2 separate regions of the Homo sapiens genome follow, and region 2 is linked to region 1. Evidence: read pairs that join two places in POLR2A ChIA-PET (ENCODE). Cell type or tissue: Panc1. All regions are shown on one strand. Links, peaks and the distances in the headings refer to the core of each region. The heading gives the core; the rest is flanking DNA.

What was found. ChIA-PET counts read pairs that join two places held together with the same protein. Peaks named below come from ENCODE experiments on the same cell type or tissue, not always from the same donor. Only the 100,000 strongest peaks of a DNase experiment are listed, where the experiment ranks them.
Region 2: POLR2A ChIA-PET joins it to region 1 with 6 read pairs; 1 of 35 experiments calls an interaction of 5 or more read pairs at or near these places.

The regions. Positions count from the first base shown.
Region 1 is chr12:93,195,460-93,200,398 of GRCh38, forward strand. The region is part of intron 3 of LOC643339 (a long non-coding RNA gene); the gene reads right to left. Among named protein-coding and RNA genes, the nearest start is that of LINC02412, 24 kb to the left of the region's middle. In Panc1, for the core only: no CTCF peak of the experiment used is centred there; a DNase peak (open chromatin) is centred at 2,852.
Region 2 is chr12:93,712,093-93,717,031 of GRCh38, forward strand. All of the region lies in intron 2 of CRADD (CARD and death domain containing adaptor protein), which reads left to right. All of the region lies in intron 2 of CRADD-AS1 (CRADD antisense RNA 1), which reads right to left. Among named protein-coding and RNA genes, the nearest start is that of CRADD-AS1, 23 kb to the right of the region's middle. In Panc1, for the core only: no CTCF peak of the experiment used is centred there; a DNase peak (open chromatin) is centred at 2,430; H3K27ac peaks cover 443 bases.

The sequences.
Region 1 (4,939 bases), core at 1,581-4,080:
AGTGAATCAATGTTTTTCTTTCAACATATCTTTTTAGAATTATTTGCCACTTATTAGAAATAGTTAATATAAATAATTATATTATTAGATGTTGCTGTGCTTCAAAATTTGATACTAAGAGCTTGCACTATAAAAAGTTTTGCTTAATCCGTGTTAACTTATCACAGGAATTTAATATCCCACTGACTTGTGTGTGTCTGTGTTCCCTGTGGGATTTCATTTCTATTAATAAGTTTGTTTACTGGACTACTTTTTGCCCCCAACATTTCGTGTGGTCGGTTTTAAATTTGACACTGCTGGATATGAAGGAGTCAAGTCATTAAGAACTCAAACTGCTTTAGAACATGGTAATTATGCTCCAAGTGGAATGAACCGTGGATCCATCTGACTTTAATAAATCCATTCTTGAAAAGAAATCTCTTCTCCCTGAGATATATAATTAATGTAACATGAAGTCTAAAACTAAATTTCTCCCCAGAAATTCCAGGTGAAAATTTCAGGACACTTTTTACCCTAGAATTTTGATTCTTCGTCACATAGGCAGACAGATTCTTACTAAGTATGCACAAATGCTTAACGGGCCCAAGAGACTTTGACTTCCTTAAGGTTTTCTAAATGGTTGCTCTCTCAAATGCATGTTCATGTTACTGTTTCCTTTTGTGAGCAAGCCCTCCCTCCACAGCTCCCTCTCAATCCAGCCTTTCAGCTGCAGGATTGTAAAGAACTGAGGATTCCCCAATGTGAGAATTGACCAAGAGTTTATATACCCCACTACCTTTTATAGGTTGTGGGAGCCATTCGTCTCAAAAGGAGAACAGCGCCCTGGTGTCTTTGTGAGTTTGCATCAAGGGCTCCTCACTGAACAGAATGTTTGCTAGAAAAAGACATGCAGATTGGTTAGCTAGTTTTTTTCCATGAAGATTTCCCCCCACCCCAACTTTTTATTTTGAAAATTTTCAAGCCTACAGAAAAGTTGAAAGCACAGTTCAATGAACACCCATAAACCTTTCACAAAGATTAATCAGTTGTTAACATTTGTCATGTCCCAAAGAACATTTTCTACCTCTTTACATATCTGTATGTGTGTGCTTACAAATATAGAAACAGGGTCTTGCTATATTGCCCAGGCTGGAGTGTAGTGGCAATTCAGAGCCCCAAGCATGGCTCACTACAGTCCCAAACTCCTGAGCTCAAAAGATCCATGATCTTCACCTTCCTGAGTAGCTAAGACTACAGGCATGTGCCACACACCCAGCGTGTGTCTGTGTGTGTATGTGTGTGTGTTATTGAACCATTTGAAAGTAAGTTGCAGGAATCATGATGCTATACCCTTAAATACTTACTCTTATTTGTCCTAAAAAAAAGGATACTTTCCTACATAGTTATAATATCATTGTCATACCCAAGAAACTTTCCTTTGATTCAATAACATTATCTAATATACAGTCCACAATCACATTTCCCCAGTTGTTCTATAATGTATTTTACAGTTGGGTTTTTTTAGGGGAGTGCCTATCTGTATTCATTCAAGATTCATGCATTGCATTTAGTTATCATGTACATTTAGTCTCTTTTAATCTAATTCTACCTACCTCCAGCCCTGCCTTTTTGGTTTTGCTCTGTCCTTTCAAGTTTTTTGAAGAGTTTAGGGCAGTTGTCTGGCAGAATGTGCCCTAATCTGGTTTTATGTGATTGTTTCCTTGTGATTCAATTCTGCTTAAGCAATTTTGGCAAGAATGATACAATGAGATGCTGTTCCCATGAACTTTGAATAAACTCAAGGACAGGGATTTTACCAAGCCTGAGTGATCAGATTCAAAGAGGCTTAAAAAAAAAGGCATTTTTGAAGATGAGAATTTAGTAAGTATATGGCTCTTCATAGCAGGGTGAGATGTCCCAAGCAAAATGAAAAAATGGAGCTTCTAAGATTAGTGTCCAAGATTATTCATGACTTGAAAGAGGCCCTTGTTATGTCAAATCTAGCAACCTTTGTTGAATCATCAGGACTGAGATTTGGGCAGAGTCAACCTCTGCTGTTGTAAAGTGGATAATTACTAACTTGGTGCAATTTCAGGAATGCAGAGGCCACTCTTCCCCACTCAGCTACACTGCCTCCATTATGGGAGTGGTGACGCCTGTCTGCTATTATTAAAGATCAGAGCTGCTCTCTAATGACTATCTACTATATGTCAGGCCTTGTGCTTAGTGGTTTATTAATCTGTTCCTTACAAAAACCTCATGAGGTAAACATTATTATTCCCATTTCCTAGGTGGGAAAGTGAGGCTTAACAATGTAACTTCCCCAAGGACCCAAGCAGCTAATTTAAGATGTGAACCAAAATCTCCCTCCATAACTAAAGTTCCATAATTCCATGTTCCATGTGATGCTCCTCTATTCCCCAGTCCCAGTCTTACCTCATTCCCTAAATGGCTTTTCCTTCTCTCTCTAGAGCATACATTACACTGGACATCTGATTACCCCATTTTATGCCAATAGATCCTTCTACAAATGCTAACCATTATTGTGTGTGCCAGGTCCAGTTTGTGCCAGGCACCTTGCTGAATGCTCTACACACCCAAACTCATTTACTCTTCCCAAGAACCCCAGAAGGAAGGTGTGCATCAGTAATGTCCTGTGACCACTCTGATAGTAGATGGCAGAAAGAGAATCTGAACCAGATCTGACTTCAAGCCTGAGTTCCTAACAAAGATAGGAAGAACAAGGCAACCCCGGATGATACAGTAGCCAGACACTTGCTAGTAAAGGCCAGAACACTGACTCACTAAGCTCTGAACTCCTCTGCCCCCATGCTGCCAGGGGCACAACCCCAACAGACTGCCCAGCACACTGCCCTAATGGCCATTGACTCATCTGCTCCAACGAGCAAGTCACTGCACAAAACTCCTCCCCCACAGAAAGGTGTTGGTCCTCCGGCATTCAGAAAGAACCAGGAGCCAACATACCACTCACAGGAAGAAAACGCACACACTGTCTCTATTTGTTATTCCTCCTACACAAACTCTTTAAAATGATTGAGTTTAATAAAGGAAGATGTTTCCCTGCAGCTGTAGAGAGGAAATGTTCTAAAGTAAAAATCAGAACACAGTCTGACTAGGATCACTATGCCTATAGCAAGGATGTCCTCAAGCGGGGAAAATGAACTCGGCTAAATGCATCCAGTCTGTTCCTCTGGCCCTTCTAATGAGCAGGACCTGCAGAAGGCGAGGAAGGTTATGGTCGCACCCATAAACACCTCTTGGAGGCACCTGCCTTATCCATGCCCCGTTCTTTCACAAGTGCACCCCACTCCCGACCCCACTTCCCTGACAAAGCTGACAGCACCAACAGTAGACGCCTGTTAGGGCATCTTTCCTAGATTCTCTCCTAGAGACTGGTATTTAGCAATTCCTGCTCTTGAAGGTTCTTGAACTTAGAGCAGTAGAAAGGCCAGGAGGAAAAGCCAGTCTTGGCTGAGCAGAATAAAGCAGCCTCAGTGAGAGATGAGATGAGAGACAGACACGAGCCCAGGTGGACCCGTCACAGCCCCGTCTCAACACCGCCCAGTGAATCTATCACACATGCCTAGTACATTTGTCTCCCCATTTCCAAAATGAACATTCTCCTCTCTTGAAACCCCAGCCCACCCATGCCCGCCCTACCCTTCCTTTGAGTCCTGAATTGTATTCCTTATTGCCTTCTCCGGGACTCCTCTGTCATAATTATGCCCCCTCATGGATTATTCCCATGAACATAGAGTAATACTGCCCATCTTTTAAAAACAACCTCCAGCTGGGCACCATGGCTCATGCCTGTAATCCCAGCACTTTGGGAGGCTGAGGCAGGTGGATCACTTGAGGCCAGGAGTTAGAGACCAGCCTGGCCAACATGGTGAAACCCCATCTCTACTAAAAATACAAAAATTAGCCAAGTGTGGTAGCACAAGCCTGTAAACCCAGCTACTCAGTAGGCTGAGGCAGGAGAATCGCTTGAACCCTAGAGGTGGAGGTTGCAGTGAGCCAAAATCGTGCCACTGCACTCCAGCCTGGGTGACAGAGAGAGACTCCATCTTAAAACAAACAAACAAACAAAAACACACACAAACAACCTCCCTTTTCCACACATTTTCTTCTAGCCTCCACTTCATTTTCTGCTCCTCTTCAAAGCAAAGAGTTGTCTCTATTTACCACCTTCACATTTTAAAAAATTTTCTATTCTGTCTTCAGTCCACTTTAGCCAAGCTTCTTTCCCAATCACCTTGTTGAAGTCAAAATTAAAATATAGAGACAAATCTCTACAAGTAATGTTTTCTTTGGCAAGAAAGGATCCCAATGTGGGGTGTACACACAGTCTGGTTGGTTTTTGGTATGTCCAAAGAACAAATAGAAGGTTGGGGATTTTATAAAAAAGAGAGAGGATTGTTATGTGTGGTCCTGAAAGAAAGTTCATTGTGATTAGCAAAGATTTGGGGAGCTGGCAAGCTCCAATTGGTGGGCGAGGGTGGTGGGCAAAGTTAGTCCTAGAATTGCAGCAAGTTATCTTAGCAGCTGTAGATAAAACTGGTTTCAGGTTACAACCAGCAGTTTCAGCTGCTGGGCTTGCAGAAAGTAACATTTCTAGAGCAAGTTGAGCATGACAAGAATGACCCAATTCATATGATCAACTTTCACGACCCCATGAAGACTGGTGTCATTAAGGTTACTAATGGCTTTGATGTTTGCCTAATCTAAGGATCACACACTAGTCCTTTCTCACTTGGATGGCCTGCAGCATTTGACAAAATGATGATCATTTTCTCCCATGCAAGATTTGCATGACACTCCCTTCTCCTGGCCTTCCTTCTCCTTTTCTGCCTCCTTTTCCATCGCCTTTACTGTGTCCATCTTCTCTTGTTCTCCAAATATTGAGGGAAGGGAGAGTGAGGCAGGAAAGGAAGGAAAA
Region 2 (4,939 bases), core at 1,430-3,929, 520 kb after region 1:
TCACAGTTCCTATGTTCTGTTTTTTTCTAGCACTGACTGTTCTTTTTCTCTATTTTCTCATGTATAAAGGTGGGGTTAATGAAAGAGGTACATACTTCGTAGAGTTGTTAAGAGGATTAAACTAGTTACTATTTAGAAGAGTATCTGGAGCATGATATTGCTCTCAAATATAGCTTTATTGTTATATCATTCTTTACTACCTGAAATTGTCCTGCTTAGTTATATGCTAGTTTATTGTCTTTCACTTATTGCTAGTGTCAGCCTTTTGCAAGCAAGGACAGCATTTACATATCTTTTTTACAGCTCATCCGTATTCCTAGTGTGTTGTCATACACAGTAGGTCCTTGACAAGTACTCGTAAAGTCAATAAATGAAAGGCAGGAATATTTATTTTGAACAGGCCAGAAAAAACATTAGTAACATTAAATTAAAGCTTGCGAAAGTTGAATGGATTGTAAAAGATTGTTTAGTTGTTCAAAATGGGTTTTGGATTTTTGATCCAGAAGCATTCTGTTCCAGGACACTGAAAGAACCCAGGGATAATTCATTGTTAATTTTTATTTTTATGGAATTTTGAAGAGTGAGAAATTGTTGGAATTATGAAGACAGGTAAATGACATTCTGATTTTCGAGAGTGAGGAATGTGGGCTTAAAAACTGTAGACTAGGAGCTTTATGCTACTTGTGGGCAGAATTCTAGAATGGGTTATTAAAAGGATGATTTGTGAATGCTTAGGACAGTGTTGTTTAGTGGGAAAGTGGAGCACCCTTAGAGAAAAGAGGCCTGGAGAAATGAATTGATTTTTTTTTTCAGGTGACTACTGAGCTTGGTGGCAGAATTGAGAATAAAGACTCCCTGACTTCAGACCAGTGTTCTCTCTGTTCCAGTAGTGTTTTCAATCTGGGACCATAGAGCTGCTCAAATTCAAGCAAAATAGAATCTTTTTTGTGTGTGTCTTTATTTTGAAGATCGTTTTTTTTTAAAGCCATTTTCAAAAACAGTTTTTCAGTTGGGGTACATTGACCTCTGAAAGTTCTAGGACACAGTCTCAGGAGCCCATGAGATTTAGTTCTCCTTCCCACCACTTCAAAAGAGGTCTGTGCGGTACTCTAGGTTCAGAAACTTGGCACCATGATATTTTGCCAGTTTATCTTATTAACTGAATGCTGTCTGTAGTGACTCTGCAGAAAACAGTGTTATGTTCTTCTGTCAGACTTGTGCTGTTCAATATGGTTGCACGTAGCTATGTGTGGCCATTGAGCGTGAAAATGTGACTCCTGTAAGTTGATTATAGACTACCATGTAATATAGTCACCCCTCAGTGTCCGAGGGGTATTGGTTCCAGGACCCCCTGCACATACCAAAATCCACAGATGCTCAAGTTCCTCATATAAAAATGGCATCGTATTTTTATGTGATCTACATACAGCCTCCTGTATACTTTAAATCATCTCTGGATAATTTATAATACCTAATACAATATAAATGCTTTGTAAATAGTTGTTATATTGTTTGTTTGTTTTCTTAACGTTTTTTTTAATGGTTGTATTGTTATTGTTTATTTAAAAAATATTTTCAATTCAAGGTTGGCTGAATCTGCATATACAGAACCTGGGGATACAGAGGGCTGACTATATCATACACATTAGATTTCAAAGACTTAGTATGAAAAAATAATGTAAATATCTCATGATTTATTTTGAATATCTGTTGAAATGATATTTTTGATATATTGGGTTACATAAAATATATTAAAATTAATTTCATCTGGCTTTTCCTTTTTAAAACGTGGCTACTAGACAATTTAAAATTATATATGTGACTGGCATTCATTAGAACTTGACACCTCTCTCAGGAGGAAAGGTGGAAGGAACTGGTGGATATCACTGTGCAGATGAGGTGATATGACAGCTGCCTTCAGCTCTTTGGATGGCTCTCATTCGTAAAAGAGATTCTTTCTGTTCTGTGTTTCTCAAAAGGTCGAACGAAGACATAGAAAAAGCAAGTTAATGTAAGATAGACCCTTCTAAAATAGTTGTCCAAAGAAAATATAGGCTCCTTCTAGAGATAATGAATTCCTTGTCACTATACATAATTCAAGAAGAGGCTAAATAGCTGCTTAATGAGGTTGTTTAGAGGGAGATCAGGTGGTTAAAAGTAATGCCTTTCCAATCCTGAGAATTTGTGACTTGATGAAATTGGGCAAAGGGCTGATTTTACAGCTACATGAAATAAATGGATTCCGTGGGCAGGAGAAGAAAGCATTTTATTTCACTCCCTGTGCTTTTCCTTTAAACTTTCACATGAGTATTTTCCAGTTGAGGAGCTTTTGCATTCTTGGTTACAGAAAGATGTTTGATTGTCTAATCCCAGGGAATCTGGTGAACAGTGTATCAGTTAGGAATGTGCTTGGCAACAAGTAAACAAACAAACAAACCAAAGTGACAATGGCAAATAAGTAGAGATTTATTTTAATCCTGTAACAAGAACTCTGGAGGTCAGCTGCTTCTGGCATTGATTCATTGGCTCAAAGGCATCAGAGCGAGTGTCTCTGCTATTCTCTTGGCCTTCCTTTTCCTCGTAGTAGCAAGGCAGTCACAGCTACCAACAGCACATCCGTAAGGCTGGAAGAGGCACGGAAGTTGCTCAGCCCCTACTGCGTCTGTCACTTTTTCTTGGGAAAAGAAGTAGTCTTTCCAGAAATCCTCAACACAATTCCTCTTCTGATTCATTGGGCAGAATTGTCTCATGGCCACTCCTTGGTACAAGGGAGGCTGCAAAGTGAATGTTTGCTCTTCTAGACTCTACGATTGAGACAAGACAGGAGGAGAAGGAGGTTGGGAATGGCATTTGTGTCAGCCAAAAAGAACAGGGTCTGCCGCAGATAGTTTTAGGTGTGACTGAGGGCACCACTCCCAAGTCAAACATCAAGTGCTTGGGAGTTGAGACATCATCCAATGTCCTTTTTTTATTAAAAAAAAAATTCTTTCACTAAGTGGTTTTAGCTGCCATTGATGATTGTAGCCTTGGATGAGTTTTATTAAACAATTCTTTCTTTTTAGAGAAGAAAAAATTGAGGACCCGAGAAGTTAACGCCTTTGATTTCTATTGAAATTACTCATAGGGTAAGAGTGAGAGTTCTTGCTTTGCCCTTTCCACCTTCCTGACTTCATCAGCAAAGAAGAGAATCTTGGTTTTATTTTTCATTATCTGCAAATGATATGTCCATAACAGTAGTTATTTGTCACAAAAATACTTCACAAGAACATTGGTAAACACATACAAATGTTAGCAGTTCTGAACAGGCATTTATTGTAGAGGAACCTGTTTATGATGAGAAATATGAAAGAATTGAGACAGTGGGCCTCTACCATAGAGGAGGGAAGAAACTAGTTGGGTGAAATTTAGTGTTAGGATGTTTTGTCAAAAAACTATTTTTGGGAGGCTGAGGCAGGAGGATGGTTTGAGCCCAGGAGTTCCAGACCAGCCTGGACAACATGGCAAGATTCCATATCTACAAAAATAAATAAATAGAAATTTAAAAAAATTTTTTTCATCTTTAGCATTAATGGCAAATATTTAGAGCTATATTTAATGGAAGTATATGTGAATTGGTGGTATAAACAGATTTTTCCAAACTCTTTTTACTTGTAATTTCTGTGGCTGTAACAACTTTTACTAGCCTCTTAGGAGTTTCTTAAATCCTTTTTCCCCATTTTCTTTGGTCTATGATAAAGAAGTAATCTGAAGTAGAAAAAAATTATTTAGGCTGGGCACAGTGGCTCATGCCTGTAATCCCAGCACTTTGAGAGGCTGAGGCGGGGGGATCGCTTGAGGTCAGGAGTTCGAGATTAGCTTGGCCAACATGGTGAAATACAAAAATACAAAAATTAGCCAGGCGTAGTGGCAGATGCCTGTAATCCAAGCTACTCGGGAGGCTGAGGCATGAGAATCGCTTGAATCCAGGAGGCGGAGGTTGCAGTGAGCTGAGATTGTGCCACTGCACTCTAGCCTGTGTGACAGAGCAAGACTCCACCTCAAAAAAAAAAAAAAGGAAAAAAATTACTTAGATGAGCTAATTTTTGAAGATGGTCTTATAAAGTTTATTTTTTATTAATACACTTTATTTTTTAGAGCAGTTTTAGATTCCCAGCAATATTGGGTGGAAAGTATGAAGAATTGCTATATACTCCCTTCCCCTGCAGATGCACAGCTCCTCCCACTGTCTACAGTTCCCAGGAGAGGTGTGACATTTGTTATCATTGATGAACTTATATTGACACATCGTTATTACCCAAAGTCCATAGTTTACCTTAGGGTTCATTCTTGATATTGTACATCCTATGGGTTGGGACAAATATATAACGACATGTATCCACATTTATGGAATCATACAGAGTATTTTCACTGCCCTAAAAATTCTCTGTGCTCTTGATTGTTCATCCCTCCTTCCACACAACCCCTAGAAACCACTGATTGTTTTACTATCGCCATAGTTTTGCGTTTCTAGACTACTATATCGTTGGAATCATGTAGTGTGTGGCCTTTGCAGATTGGCTTCTTTTACTTGGCAATATGCATTGAAGTTCCCCCCATGTTTTTTCATGACTTAATAGCTCGTTTCCTTTTAGTGCTGAATAATATCCCATTGTCTGGATATCACCGTTTATTTATCCATTCACCTACTGAAGGATATCTTGAATGCTCCAAGTTTTGGCAATTATGAATAAAGCTGCTTATAAACATCTATGTGCAGGTTCCTGTGTGGACATGCATTTTCAGTTCATTTAGGTAAATATCAAGAAGCATGACTGCTGGATCATATTTTAAGAATATGTTTAGTTTTGTGAAGAATTACCAAACTGTCTTCCAAAGTGGCTATACCATTTTGTGTTCCTACCAGCAATAAATGAGAGTTCCTGTTGCATCACACTATACC